2 separate regions of the Mus musculus genome follow, and region 1 is linked to region 2. The links are chromatin loops, found by intact Hi-C in ENCODE. Cell type or tissue: heart. All regions are shown on one strand. Each heading gives the region's core, and the rest is flanking DNA. Links, peaks and the distances in the headings are about the cores only. Region 1 has its middle 52 kb from the start of Stc1. Region 2 has its middle 27 kb from the start of Nkx2-6.

Region 1 (6,508 bases), core at 2,203-4,702, 170 kb after region 2:
TTTTCACCGTTCTGTGGATTTCAGGATTGAATTCAGGCCTAAACTACAAACCCCTTTACCTACCGAGCCATCTCCCTGGCCCTCCCCTCAACATTTATGTAACTCAAGCATCACAACCTCCAGGAAGTAAAAAAAAGAAAACAAGAAAGTCCAATTTGTTTTATCATCCCCATGGCTTCTACAGGGACTCTTCCTCCCCAAAGGCTGTTAGCAGGAAATCTCTGCGAGACCACTTCACATATACCAGGCGGAGGAGATGAAGGAGCAGAGAGCACAGCCATGTGACCTTGGAGACTTTAATATGAGAATTGATTATCTCCAGGTTTGAAACGCTTACCTGATATACAGGGTTACCATGGAGACTAGGGGTGATAATGCTTGAATGATGCTCGCCACAGAGCGTTGCTCACTGCAGGGAACCCTAACACAGCTTTTCTATGTCTTCCAGTGACTTTATTCATGGCACACAGAGGGCAAAGGATGACCTTATGGAGCCAGTTCTCTCCTCCCACTACTCGGTCCTGGGGATCGAACTCAGGTCATCAGGCTTGGCAGCAAGCTTCACCCTGCAAGCCCTCCACTACCTCTTCATTGTATTCTCTTCCCATCCATCTTTAAAGGATCCAGGAAAGAAGGGCTTGCAAACTAGTCTTTAAAGATGGCAAGGACTGCTCAGTTTTTCTCTCTTTAAATATTCATGCTAGCAGAGCCCAGTTGGTGATGAGAGACCGCAGCTCAATGAACAAACTGGCCTGTTAAGCCTCTTCTTTTGCCAGAAGTTGAGAGGCTCCTCTGTCTGATATTTAGAGATTTCACACCAGGTAAGTTTTGGGAAATATTTTACTTTAAAGAAGATCTCTTCCCTTTCCAACTGTGATAATTTAATCCTCTCATTTTCTTTGTCTCCATTTCTAGAATTCCTACCCCATCTTTTTTAACTCTTGGGCTGGTTGTCTTAACTCTCCACACTTGATTTTATTCTCCCTGTTTTATTTACATGAGACATACTCAGCTTTTTGTTCTAATTCTTTCAGCTTAAAAAAATTCTACTAGTATCTGGGGCAGTGGACTGTGCCACCAGACAGAAAAACTGGTAAGGTTGTAGCAAGTTCAGAACCTGGATAAATCTCATAATTGGGAACGGCCGGGGTTTGGACTAGCTCCTGACCAGGTTCCTGTCCTCAAGGAACATGAGCTCATGACCATGACCTTCCACTCAGAAGACCATGACAACCAGTCATGTAACATAGAACCTAGAGTTCTCCATGCTAATGAAGTCTCTAGATAGGCCCCAAGTGTTTATCCAATGAGTTTCCCTTCCTGGGCATCCCTTACTGCAAAAGGTATTTAATCTCTGGTTCACCCTGAGTAATGTGTATGCATCTTCATCTGCCATGAGTAAAAGAGTTTGGATAAGCAAGGACCATCTCCTTCATCAGGGACCGCAGTGGTGGTGATGGTGGGGCTTTGTCATACAGAGCTTTGCCGAAGTCTCCTGAAAAAGCCTCTCCATACTCCTGGCACTCACTCAGAGATAAGCCAGATTCCACCCTGTCTCAGGCTCATCACAGCTCATGGGAGCTGGTCCCCAACTCCTTGCGGTTCTCAGTGGCATCTGAGTGCATGGAGTTTCAGAACCACAGTCTCTGTCCCAGCTCCTGCTATTCACACCCAGAGAAACACAGGCTGGGACCCCTATCTTAGACTTCATCTCGCCTCCCCCGAGTCAGCAGTGTCTGACACCCCAGTGGTGAGGCAGAAATGTAAAACAGACACTAGTATAGTTTCAAATTTCCAAGGCCTCTTTCTGACTCGTTTTCAACAACATTCTTATATCATAGATCTGAATCGAGTCTTTTCCATTATATCTGTTGTACTAAACATGTTCAGTTTTTCTTGGTGTTGATACTATTTCTTAGGTGATAGAATTTCCTCAAAGCTCAGATAGGCTCATATGCTAGTGGAGGCTGTGGCTGGCTGGATCTTTATGTAGGATGCTCAGGTACTCTGGATCATGTGTAAGGAACCAAACATCAATATCTATAGCCTTTTTGTAGTCGTTCTTTTAACTCTATCTTATTCTTTAGAGAGGAACTCTGGTTTCCAGCCTTGGATGGAAGTTAGCTAGCTAGAGTAGAAGTGCCCTTGTCTCCCAAGCTATTCTTTACTCCTGCTCATGACTACTAGTCCTGTTTCCAGAGCTCCCGTGTCAAATCTGTCTAGAGAATAATCTGTTGTCTGTTGAATTTGGCGAGGGCAACAGTTGTTATCTGTGTTGGCTGAGGAACACAGTTTTCGGGTTTGCCTGCTCCATGCACAGAACCTCACAGGGTTCATCTCTTTCCCCTTCCTCACTTTTGCCTTCCCTTCAGAATTTCCTTCTATTAATTCTGGTGAGGTTTTCTGACTGAGCGTCCTTCCTTCCGATGTCGGGGAAACTTCCCTACCATGTAGCCCTCTTGTGATCAGAAGAGATGTGGTGAGAAGTGTACCAAGTACTGGTCCCGTGACAGAGAAGAGTGGGTCACAGTGTCAGCTCTAGTGGAGGTCTTACAGATGCACAGGACAACAGGGCAAAGGCAGGTCCAGTTCTATACTGCTTCCTGGCTCTTCCTGCTCTTTGCCGAGGACTCACATGACAAGTCCTTCATAGAGCCTTCTCCACGATCACAGTTCATACTTCCATGGTGTTTTTCTGGTCTAACTGTTCAAGATCCTAAGCCATGAGTTTGCCTGGGATATCCCCTGTCACTAACTGATCTATTATGTTAGGGACTTACTTTTTTTTTTCTTCCGTGGATGGCAGGCATTTGAGGATGACAGTGACAGTGCTGTATCTGTTGAGACCTTCCTGTCCTATGTAAAAACATCTTTGTTCACACACACACACACACACACACACACACACACACACACATTGTGAAAGCCTTGGGTGTCTGACTGTGAATGAAACATTGATGACAAGGCTGTTAATGTCACATGTTCATGGTTCTCCATGCTTCATAAAGAACCTCCTTGGGTGTTATGGGAGAAGACTGTGTTGAGCCTCTTAACATCTGTGAACACTGGGGCTCAGAGAGGACAGAGGAGAGCCAGATTCTCCTTACAAACTTTATCTGTTGCCCTTAGAGCAGGTGGCTGGCAGGGCAGAGGGAGATGTCTGGATTTTGTGGCAAACTGAGTGGGTCATCTGAGCTCCAATGGGACCAGGCTGGCAGGACCCAGGTGTCACATCTCCTAGGCCACTTAGTCCCCACTTCCTCTTAGATGAATGTGAGATTGTTCAGTCATAAAAAATACAAACATAGTCATAAAACATGCCTTTGTGATGGAAAAAAGTTCCCAGGCCTAGGAATGTGTGCACGTATATGTGAGACAGGCTGAGACAGGTGTCTCTCTTCTTCCTCCACCCCCAGTCAGGCCTGCCCAGCCAGGTGCGATCTCCTGCTACCTTACAATCTGCTGAGAGCCGTGAATGGCTTGTGGCACCCGATACTCTCTCTATCAGGCCTAGAAGCATTTCCCTGAAGGCTTTGCACTCCCTGGGTCAAGAGCTCATTTCCTCCCCTCCAAAACCATGTGCATTTCAGCAGAAATTTAATCTCTGGGGCTCCAAATCCTCCACACTTACATCATTTAAAATAACTTTTTTTTTTTTGAGAGAGAGACATGTGATCCCGTGGAAGTACCTAGGAGATGGTACCCAGCTTGGTAGCCTTCTTCTTTCTTGACTTGAAACCCAACCGAACTCAACCAAACCAAAAACAACAGGAGACAGACAAAAGGAAGGGAGGAGAGAGAGAGAGGGAAAGAGGAAGGGACGAGAGGGAGGGAGGGACTGCAGTGGTCCTATCGCTTTGTATGAGAAGCAGTTGCTAGATTTGGGCAGTGCTGTGGCTGTGACCCTGCATTCACCAGGCTAGGCTTTTCCTCAGAGCAGAGGAGTCTTTGTTCTGGAACAATCCCTCCCTCCCCCGCAATTATCTTTCAATTCTCCACTGGCCTGCCTTAGCTGAGGAACTTATGACCAGGTATGAAATGCCTCTCATTACCCAGTAGCCATTTTAATTCATAGATAATCCCCATCCTAGTTCTCAGGGATGGGTGCTGCCAGCCACTCTCCCAGATTTGCATCGGTGACCCATTGGTACTCTTCATTTACTGGTGGGAGGAGTGAGGCTTCCCAGCATGAAGCAACCTGCTGTCCAATGTCCTCCAGTTTTGGTAGCGGGAAGAAGATACATGTCGAGCTGTCGATTGTCCTTTGGCACAGCTCTAAACAGGCTACTGCGCTGCTTCTGCAGGACTCGTGTGAGTGGGTCCTGGCCAGGTCTCAGGGCTCCTTAGACTTTCCGGAGTTTTGACTTTCGAACTTATTCTACACAGCTGTTAGACTTCAGTGTATGTTCCTACTGTCTACAACACTGAATCTAATTTCACCTAATTTTGGTGGTCTGAGAGCTAACGCTGGGCGATGTCATTGATTAAGTTTGAAATCCACCTATTTCCGACCTTCACGTTGCTTTGCCTGGCTGTAATCCCTCTTCTTCATCTTCTTTTACTGTCTTTCGGAAATTAAATGTTTTTTTCTTCATTTTTACATTTTAAATTTATTTTATTGCTACTAGTGTATTTGTGTATTTGTATGCTATAGCTCTCTGGTAGTGTGAGGACAACTTATAGCTGTGACCCAGGGCTCTTGACCCAGGAAGTGCAAAGCTGTCAAGGATGACCCTTAAAGAGTATCAGGTGCCACTGGGTATTCATTCACAGCTTTTTCTACCATAAATAGTCCTGGGAATTGAACTCACGTTCTTAGACTTGGAGGTAAGTGCCTTTACCTGCTGAACCATCTTACTGGCCCCCGCTTTATCTTATTTGTAGAAGCAGTTCCAGAGGAAGCATTGAATATTGGTAACTTTTAACTCACTATGAACTTAAACCAATCGGGACGACCTCTCGTTGGGGAAACCATCCTACCTCTGTCTCCCTCTGAGATGAAGAATTATGAGTGAGAAAGAGGGAGCAAGGAAGTGACCTGAACAGTTATGCACTTGGTACCAGAGACTGGGCTAGATTCTATCACACAACGTTGCTTATTAGTCTTTCTGTTATTCTGCGGCTACTTATAGACGAGAGATGAGAAGCTTGGAGAGGTTTAATAAATTGCACCATGTTATCCTGGGATGGCTTTTGCTGCCAGGACCTTCCCCACTGCGTCAAGCGTTGGGTGGGGAAGCTTTCTGGGTGATGAGGGTGGGAGGCAGGAGCTACTCTGCATCCTTGAATCAGTTGTGAGATATTGATTGTGAGACTCTGCTGGAACCTTTTTAACTCTTGCGCACTGACAGGGAGGGTCATTCTGGTCTCTCACATTTTCACAAGAAATTAACTGGACCATGCATTTGACTGGAACCTGCTACATGCGAAACAGTGAATGAATTAAAGCAAAAAAGCTACAAGCCATAGCTTGGTCAGTGTCGGTCACAAGCATCCCCAGAAGGTCTCTCTGACCAGGGAGAGACATGTGCACAGGACAAATACCTAGGGATGTGAGAACTCAGGTCTGGCCAAGGAGCAGCTTCCCCTCGGGGAGAACACATCCACCGTCTATGCTTCATTTCATAATATCTGTAATTTCCTTCTATATCACTTTTTTTTGTCTTACAACGCAATTTTGAATTTGATGTTGACTATTTAATCAGCCACACTCACATAAGTAGCTTTGAGACCTAGAGAAGGAAGTTAGTGGCTGTTTTATTTGTCAGCCATTATTCCTTTTGCTGGCCTTGTTCCCCATCTCTGGTTACTTTTCTCATTTAACTGTTGAGAGTCAGATGATGATACGTTGCTTTAGCTGCCAGACAAGAAGCCTTTCTTTTTGAGATGACTCTCACAAAGGGTTTTGCAGAATGGAGGGTTTCTTCTTGTCTCTTCTTTTTCTTTCTCTCTCTCTCCCTCTCTCCCTCTCTCTCTCTCTCCCTCCCTCTCTCTCTCTCTCTCTCTCTCTCTCTCTCTCTCTCTCTGTGTGTGTGTGTGTGTGTGTGTGTGCATTTAAACAGAACAGAGAGTTCGGTGAAGAGGGCCATGTCTTCACCAGTGCCGTGTATCTCCTGTTCCTTCCCTACACTTGGGGAGGGAGAGGGTTTTCACAATCTGTGCACTTTCGGAAGTACTTATGCTTCTTTATTGGAATTATATAACTCACAGCTTGGATGGCACCACAGTGCACTGGAGGACTCTTGTACAAAACCACTCCCCATAGAAAAGAAGCAATTTTATACTAATTTATAGTTCTTTTTTTGTGCCTTTCTCATTATCAAAGTGTTTCATGCAGAAAATTTGAAAAGTACTGATAAGTGCAAATATATATAAATTACAGGGGGAGAACCCTTGAATCTGATCATCTGAAGAAGACCACTGATCATATTTTATTTTAATCCCTAAGCTTTTGAAACACTTTATTAGAAGTATCATACTGTTACAATAGTTCCACATTTATTTTTCT
Region 2 (6,508 bases), core at 1,705-4,204:
TGGGCACATTCTTAATTGCTAATTGTTGTAGGAGGGCTTAGCCCACTTTGGCAGTGCCATCTTTGGGCAGGTAGGCATGGACTATGTAAGGAAGATAGCTGAGCAAGCTGAGGGAAGCAAGCCAGAAAGCAGTGATCTCTCATGGTTTGATTCCTGCCTCGGCTTCCTTTGATAATGGACTGTAACCTGTAAACCAAGTGGACTCTTTCCTCAATTAAGTTGCTTTTGATCAAGGTGTTAACCATAGTAACAGACAGCAAATGAGGACCTATTAGTCCATTCTCGCATGGTATAGATGAGGACTAGAACCTGCATTCTGAAAACCAGCTTCTCTGCTAAGGGAGTTCACTTGACAATTCTGTGTCATATATTAGAAAAATATTTCAAACGTCTTGACTCTCTGTGCAGAAACTATGACATCCTCTGGATTAAACAAGCAAAGTAAAATAAAGCAAAACAAACAAACGCTCAAGCAAGAGAAACCAGGAAGAAACCTTCCCCAAGAAGAAAGGGCCATGTCTTAGGCAGCTCTCACCAAAGTCATGATTGATTCCTGATGAACTTGGGTTTCCGTTTTTATGGTACCAGAGACAGTGGAGAAAGACCATGGCTCATCAGGTATTGATATGTTGGTAGAAGACTCTTCACATGGGATTCTGTGTGGTAACACGGTCTGTGAGAGTGGGCTGGAGAGGAAGTCACAGCTAGGCAACTTATCTTACCAAGGCAGAGAGTAAATAAGACATTTGAATGTTCATATTTAACACTGGCATTGAGATCCAAATCCACACTACAAAGTTTATGAATTCATATTGGCAGTACTCTAGGGAACAGGAAACAAAGGCAGAAGTGAACACACACACACACACACACACACACACACACACACACACACACACATGTACGCACACACGCATACATGCACGCACACATGCATGCAGGCACACATGCATCATACAGGCACATGTGGCAGCTTGCTCCTGTAGTTTCAGCAAGGTTGGCCTCTCTAAGATCCCGTAGTAAAGACAGGTTGCCTTTCAAATCTGGAAGACTGGAGGTGAATAATTTTTTCTTCTTGTTTAAATTTTTTCTTTTTTGAGTCAATTTTTGATCTCTCTGTACAACCCAGGCTTACTTTAAACTCACTATGTAGCCCAGGCTGGCCTCAAACTTGCTGTGCTCCTGCCTCAACCTCCCTGGGATGGGATTAGAAGTCTGCTATCAGTAGACCTTGCTAAATAGCTGTAGTCTCCTGGGAGGCAGTTTTACTTCTCACTGAAAACAGGTAATGTGTATCCCCCAACTTGGTATCTGCTATGCATTGTTGGAATATACATATATACATATATATGTATATATATTATAATTATGTATTGTATATTTATTATATACACATATATAATTAAACTGTATGTGTTTTTCTGTGTGTTTTTGACTCTGTGTGTGTGTTGTGTGTACATTCCCGCAGGTTGCCTGCAGAGGGCAGAAGAGAGCCGTGGATCCTCCCTGCCCCCAGCTGGAGTTACAGGCAAGTCCTGAGCCTTGACTGCAGCTTGGCTTTTGTTTGTTTGTTTGTTTGTTTTAACCACAGAGCCATCATCACTCCAGGTTAGCGGCTTTTAAGATTTGGCTTGTGTTACTCTTTTACTCCTCTGCTTCTACTTGGATCTTTCAAAAAATTTTATGCAAGAGAAATAGTTAAAAAAAAAAAAGTTCAGCGGCGATAGAAATGACTGATGTGGCTTCTAAGCTCTCTGTTTCCTGGGTGCCATATTTTAAAAGGTTTTTTTTGTTGTTGGTTTTTTGTTTGTCTCCTTTTCTACTCAGTCACATCAAAGAACAGGGTTTAGGTTAGGAGTCTGTGATGCAGCTCCGGCAGTTGACCAGTAGGGGCAGTAGGGGAAAGAGTGTGCTTCTTTCCAGGGAAGCCAGGCTCCAGACCTTCCAGGAGACCAGATCACTTTTCTTGTTTGGTATTCTCTCTTCCCTCCTATCCACTTCCGATTTTTGCAGACTCAGGTATCGCCATCTCTTATTCCCAACCATCTTGTAATCTGACCGGATGCTGAACACTATCTCTTGCAAAACTCCCTCAGTTTTTTTTTTTCCTCTTTGAATTATGCATTCAGATTTTATTTTTCGTTTGCAAAGCCTGCCCTTCCGTGCTGGGCATTCCCAGGACAAGGCAGACTTACTGTCCTCTCCGCCTCCCTGAGGTGCAGGCTGAGCTGCCTATTTTTGCCCTGTTACCTTTTTGCCTTTGACAGAGGGTATCACTTGCAAAGCCCTTTTGAAGACCCCTCCCTTTTCCCCAACAGCTCTGTAAACTTCCCTCCCTTTGGCACAGTCAACACCCTACCCCTCCCCAAGCCTGAGATCCTCTCATTGTTCCCACTAATCTGGCCATAACTTAACACAAGCACTTTAGCTAAATGACCCCAAGGGCAGGATTCCACCAGCAGGCTGAAGACCTGCAGTTAACCCACACCATCGGGTTAGCTGGCTTCCCCTATTTTGTCTGTAGGGACTATGAAAGACAAAAACAGTAACTTTTATTAATTAAGTTGTTTGTAAGATACAAAAGGCAACACAGTTTAAAAATGACAAGATAAATGTACAATATTTAAAACAAAGTTTGTTGGAGAATATTTGTGGACGTGTGTAAAAACGTGAATTAAACGTGGAGTTAAAAAATTATTTTTATTTTATGTGCATGTATGTACAATGCATGCATGCCTGGTTCTGGAAGAAGCAGAAGATTTTGGAGTCTGGAAGTGGAGTTGGAGGTGGCTGTGAACTGCTCCATGTGATCTAGGATTTAAACCTGGGACCTCTGCAAGAGCAGCTGGTACTTTCTCCAGACCAAATGCAGTAGATTTGTACTTAGTTTTATAAATAACTGAGGGCGAATACAACTAAATGTTAAGTCACCGACTTTCAGTGGTTGAAGTTGGGTAGGAGGGGTGCAGTCATGTGATTGAAAGAAGTGATGGCCTTGTGGGTAATTTTTAGTATTTTAAAAAACAGTTATGAAACAAATTTTCACAGGGCAGTAATACTACCAGACCAGAGAGAAATGTGGAAAGTTTGAGCCAATACTGCCCTCTGCTGGAAATAGTGTATCATGCACCCGCTTGGTTTGAGCATCTTCCTGGCTCCTGGAGAAGGCAGCTGGCTCAGAACATTCTGAAAACCCAGCGAAAGAGAGTGGAGGTTACTCAGGCCAGTGACCTTCATATCTGGCCTGCCTGACAGAATTTCTCTAGTACCACCCACAGAGAATCAAATGTAGTTTGGATTTAAGTATCTGTTTGAAGACCAGTAAAGACTTTCAGCAGAACCTTGGGTTTTTAAATTTCCATTTAGACTGAGATTTAAAAGAACAAATTGTTTTGTATGCACCTCCTCCCCCATCTCTCTGTCCCTGTGTGCTTTGCTCCTGTGTGTGTACCTCTGGAAGAGCAGCAGGTGGCTCTTAGCTGTTGAGCTGTCTATACACTCAAGACTGAGTTCTTTCAATAGTCATGTCATATCTCTGGTTAGAAAGGGCCATGGCATTTTGGGATACACTTATGCAGGTGCAATAAAATCTCTTATATGACCAGGTGAGGTAAGTTTATTTATGATCATTGACGCTATTATCAGAAAGTTTTACAAAAGATGCTGCAAAATGTAAAAAGACTTTTTAAAAAGAGACTTTCAAAATTGAATGCACTAATAAAAAACTAAAACCCTAGTTTCTGTGTCTAAAGCAAGAAGGCTTTCTTCAAAATATGCTTCTTGTGTAACATTTGCAAAAGGTAATTGGCTTTCATGTTTTGTTGAGGCAATTGCTTCTGTCAGGCAGTGGTGGCATGGATCTTTATTCCCAGAACTTGGGAGGCAGAAACAGGTGGATCTCTGAGTTCAAAGGCAGCATGCTCTACAGAGGGAATTCCAGGACAGTAAGGGTTACACAGAGAAATTGTTTCAAAAAACCAAACCAAACCAAACCAAACCAGACCAAACCAGACCAGACCAGACCAAACCAAACCAAACCAAACCAAACCAAACCAAACCAAACCAAACCAAACCAAAAGAGACAATTGCTTATATTTTCGCTGATTTCATAAGGATTTTGACTACCGAGGAAACTGTATATTAACAAAGGCAAGGTTCATCTAAGGGTCTGTTTATGTGCAAATCTTTTAAAGATTTGCCACTTATAAACAGTGGCTATTTTAAGGCTGGTTCTTGTGCACTTAATGTTCTGAGTATGAGGCACAGTTATACACTGGGACAGGCGCCTACATGTAGTCTCTAGCTCTGCGCCCTACATTTGTAAGAGAAGTGGATTTTATAGTTTTGTTGCTACTGTAGTTCTATAATCTTACTGGATCAAAAATTATAAATTTTGTAGGGTTTTATGGGGGTGTAGGACCCTCTGCCCCCAATTCCAGTTTGTCAGAGTTCTGTTCTCAAGTCTAGTCCTTTGATAGATACTGAGAGTGGAAGGAAGCCTTTTGTATTTTTTCACTGGAGGCCAGCATCAGCTTTCCTGTCTGCCTGGTAAACATGCTAAGTTTGCAAGTGTGGAGAAACAGATTTTATCTGATGTTCCTAGAAAAAGCCACACCCAAGTTAAAAAGTCTACAAGGCTGCTTGTATTTCTTGAGAAAGTTGCAGATCAAGAGGGAAATGATCTAAAACTGTCTTTAAGTTTCTGAAACAGTTTTCTCTGCCGGCCTCTGTGTCTGATCCACCATGTTTGTGACTATCAAGAGAAACCTTTGGAATGTAGTAATTTACTAGATCGCTAGTCAAAGCTTTCGCAGAGATCACCCCCATTTACCTATAGCCCTGCCTACCTCCAAGTTTCCACCAACATATTTGCAAAGGGCCCTGATTTGAAACTTTCTCTTGTTCTGCAACTGTAACAACTTTACAAAACGTCTTCCACATTGGAATATGTTGTTGCAGCCTGAATTCATGTTCCCGGGCTAACAGGGCTCACTCAGGAATAAACGATCTCTGATATCTTCTGAGGCAAGAGAGCTGTGTTTTGTTCCAACAAAGGTGATAGTCTGATAGCTCAAGCAGGGAGCATAAGAGCCCCTCTTTCAAAGGCCTTTTCCTTTCCCATTCGGCATAAGAACACAGTTACAACGTATGGCTTGGTGAGATTAGAAATTCAAGAGATCCCATACCTGGGCCTCACTGAGCAAAGTGAACAATGACAGTATTAACTTGCTGTGTGCAGAGGCATGCATCTATTTATCTTGACAAAATTCTTTGGAGATAAGAACAATTCTGGGTCAAAGATTTTTAAGATGGGTGGGTGGCTCCATCCCTCCACTGGGGGCCCTGTCTATTTACTGGAGGTTGTCTCTTCAGGTTCCATATTCCCACTGTTGGGCATTTCAGCTAAGGTCATACTCATTGAGTCCTGCATCCATGTGCAGGCACCAAACCCTGACACTATTACTGATGCCATGGCTGTCCTCTGAGAGGCTCTACCAGCAGCTGAGACAGATGCAGATACTCACAGCCAACCACTGGACTGAGGCTGAGGATCCCTATGGAAGAGTTAGGGAAGGGATCAAAGGAGATGAAGGAGACGGCCACCCCATAGGAAGACTAACAACAGAATCTACTATCCTGGATCCTGGGGAGCTCCCAGAGACAAAGCTACCAATCAGAGTATACATGGGCTGGTCTGTGGCTCCCAGCACATATGTAGCAGAGGACTGCCTTGTCTGACCTCAGTGGGAAAGGGTGTGCCTAATCCTGTAGGGGGCATACTGGGGTGGGGGTGAGGTAAGGGTAGGTGGGTGGGTGGGTGGGAGCACCCTCTTAGAAGCAAAGGGGAGGGGGAATGAGGTGAGGAACTCTGAGAGGGGGATGGGGAAGGGGGACAACATTTGGAGTGCGAATAGATAAAATAATTTAATAATCAAAATTCTTCAGAGATAGGGAAGACATAGAAACAAAGGCATTTATTCACCACTTTCAAAATTTTCAATTGTGTTGTAGCAGGAAAGCAGGGTGCAGAGTGGAGACAAAATGAGCATACAAAGAAACCAGACTGGAGATGCCACCCTGTCAAGGTTAACGTTGTAACTAACAGCATGTTCAGAAAAAGTACGCACAGAATAAATGACCTACAAAGGCCAAAGATGCCATTGAACAACATCCTCCTCCTCCTCCTCCTCTTCCTCCTCCTCCTGCTCCTCCTCCTGCTCCTCCACCTCCTCCTGCTGCTGCTCCTCCTCTTCTTTAAATTTTTGTTTTATACATATAAGCATTTTACCTGCATGGATTTATGTCTACCACATGCATCCTTGGTGCCTTAGTGGTCAGAAGTAGGGGTCAGATCCCCTGGAAATGGAATTATGAATGATTGTGAGTCACCATGTAGGTGTTGGAAAGTGAACCCAGGTCTCTGAAGGGCAGTCAGTCAATGAACTTAATTGCAAAGCCACCTCTCCAGCCTGCCACTGAACACCTTACCCTTTCTGCTAGGTCTAGC

What was found. A loop is a pair of places that touch in the nucleus more often than their neighbours do. Peaks named below come from ENCODE experiments on the same cell type or tissue, not always from the same donor. Only the 100,000 strongest peaks of a DNase experiment are listed, where the experiment ranks them.
Region 1: a loop joins it to region 2, with 3 times the contacts of the local background. A loop is called at or near these places in 5 of 42 quality-filtered maps.

Annotation. Positions count from the first base shown.
Region 1 is chr14:68,974,373-68,980,880 of GRCm38, reverse strand. No RefSeq gene overlaps it. Among named protein-coding and RNA genes, the nearest start is that of Stc1, 52 kb to the left of the region's middle. In heart, for the core only: no CTCF peak of the experiment used is centred there; no DNase peak of the experiment used is centred there.
Region 2 is chr14:69,142,029-69,148,536 of GRCm38, reverse strand. No RefSeq gene overlaps it. Among named protein-coding and RNA genes, the nearest start is that of Nkx2-6, 27 kb to the left of the region's middle. In heart, for the core only: CTCF peaks have their summits at 1,857 and 3,105 (motif pointing left); no DNase peak of the experiment used is centred there.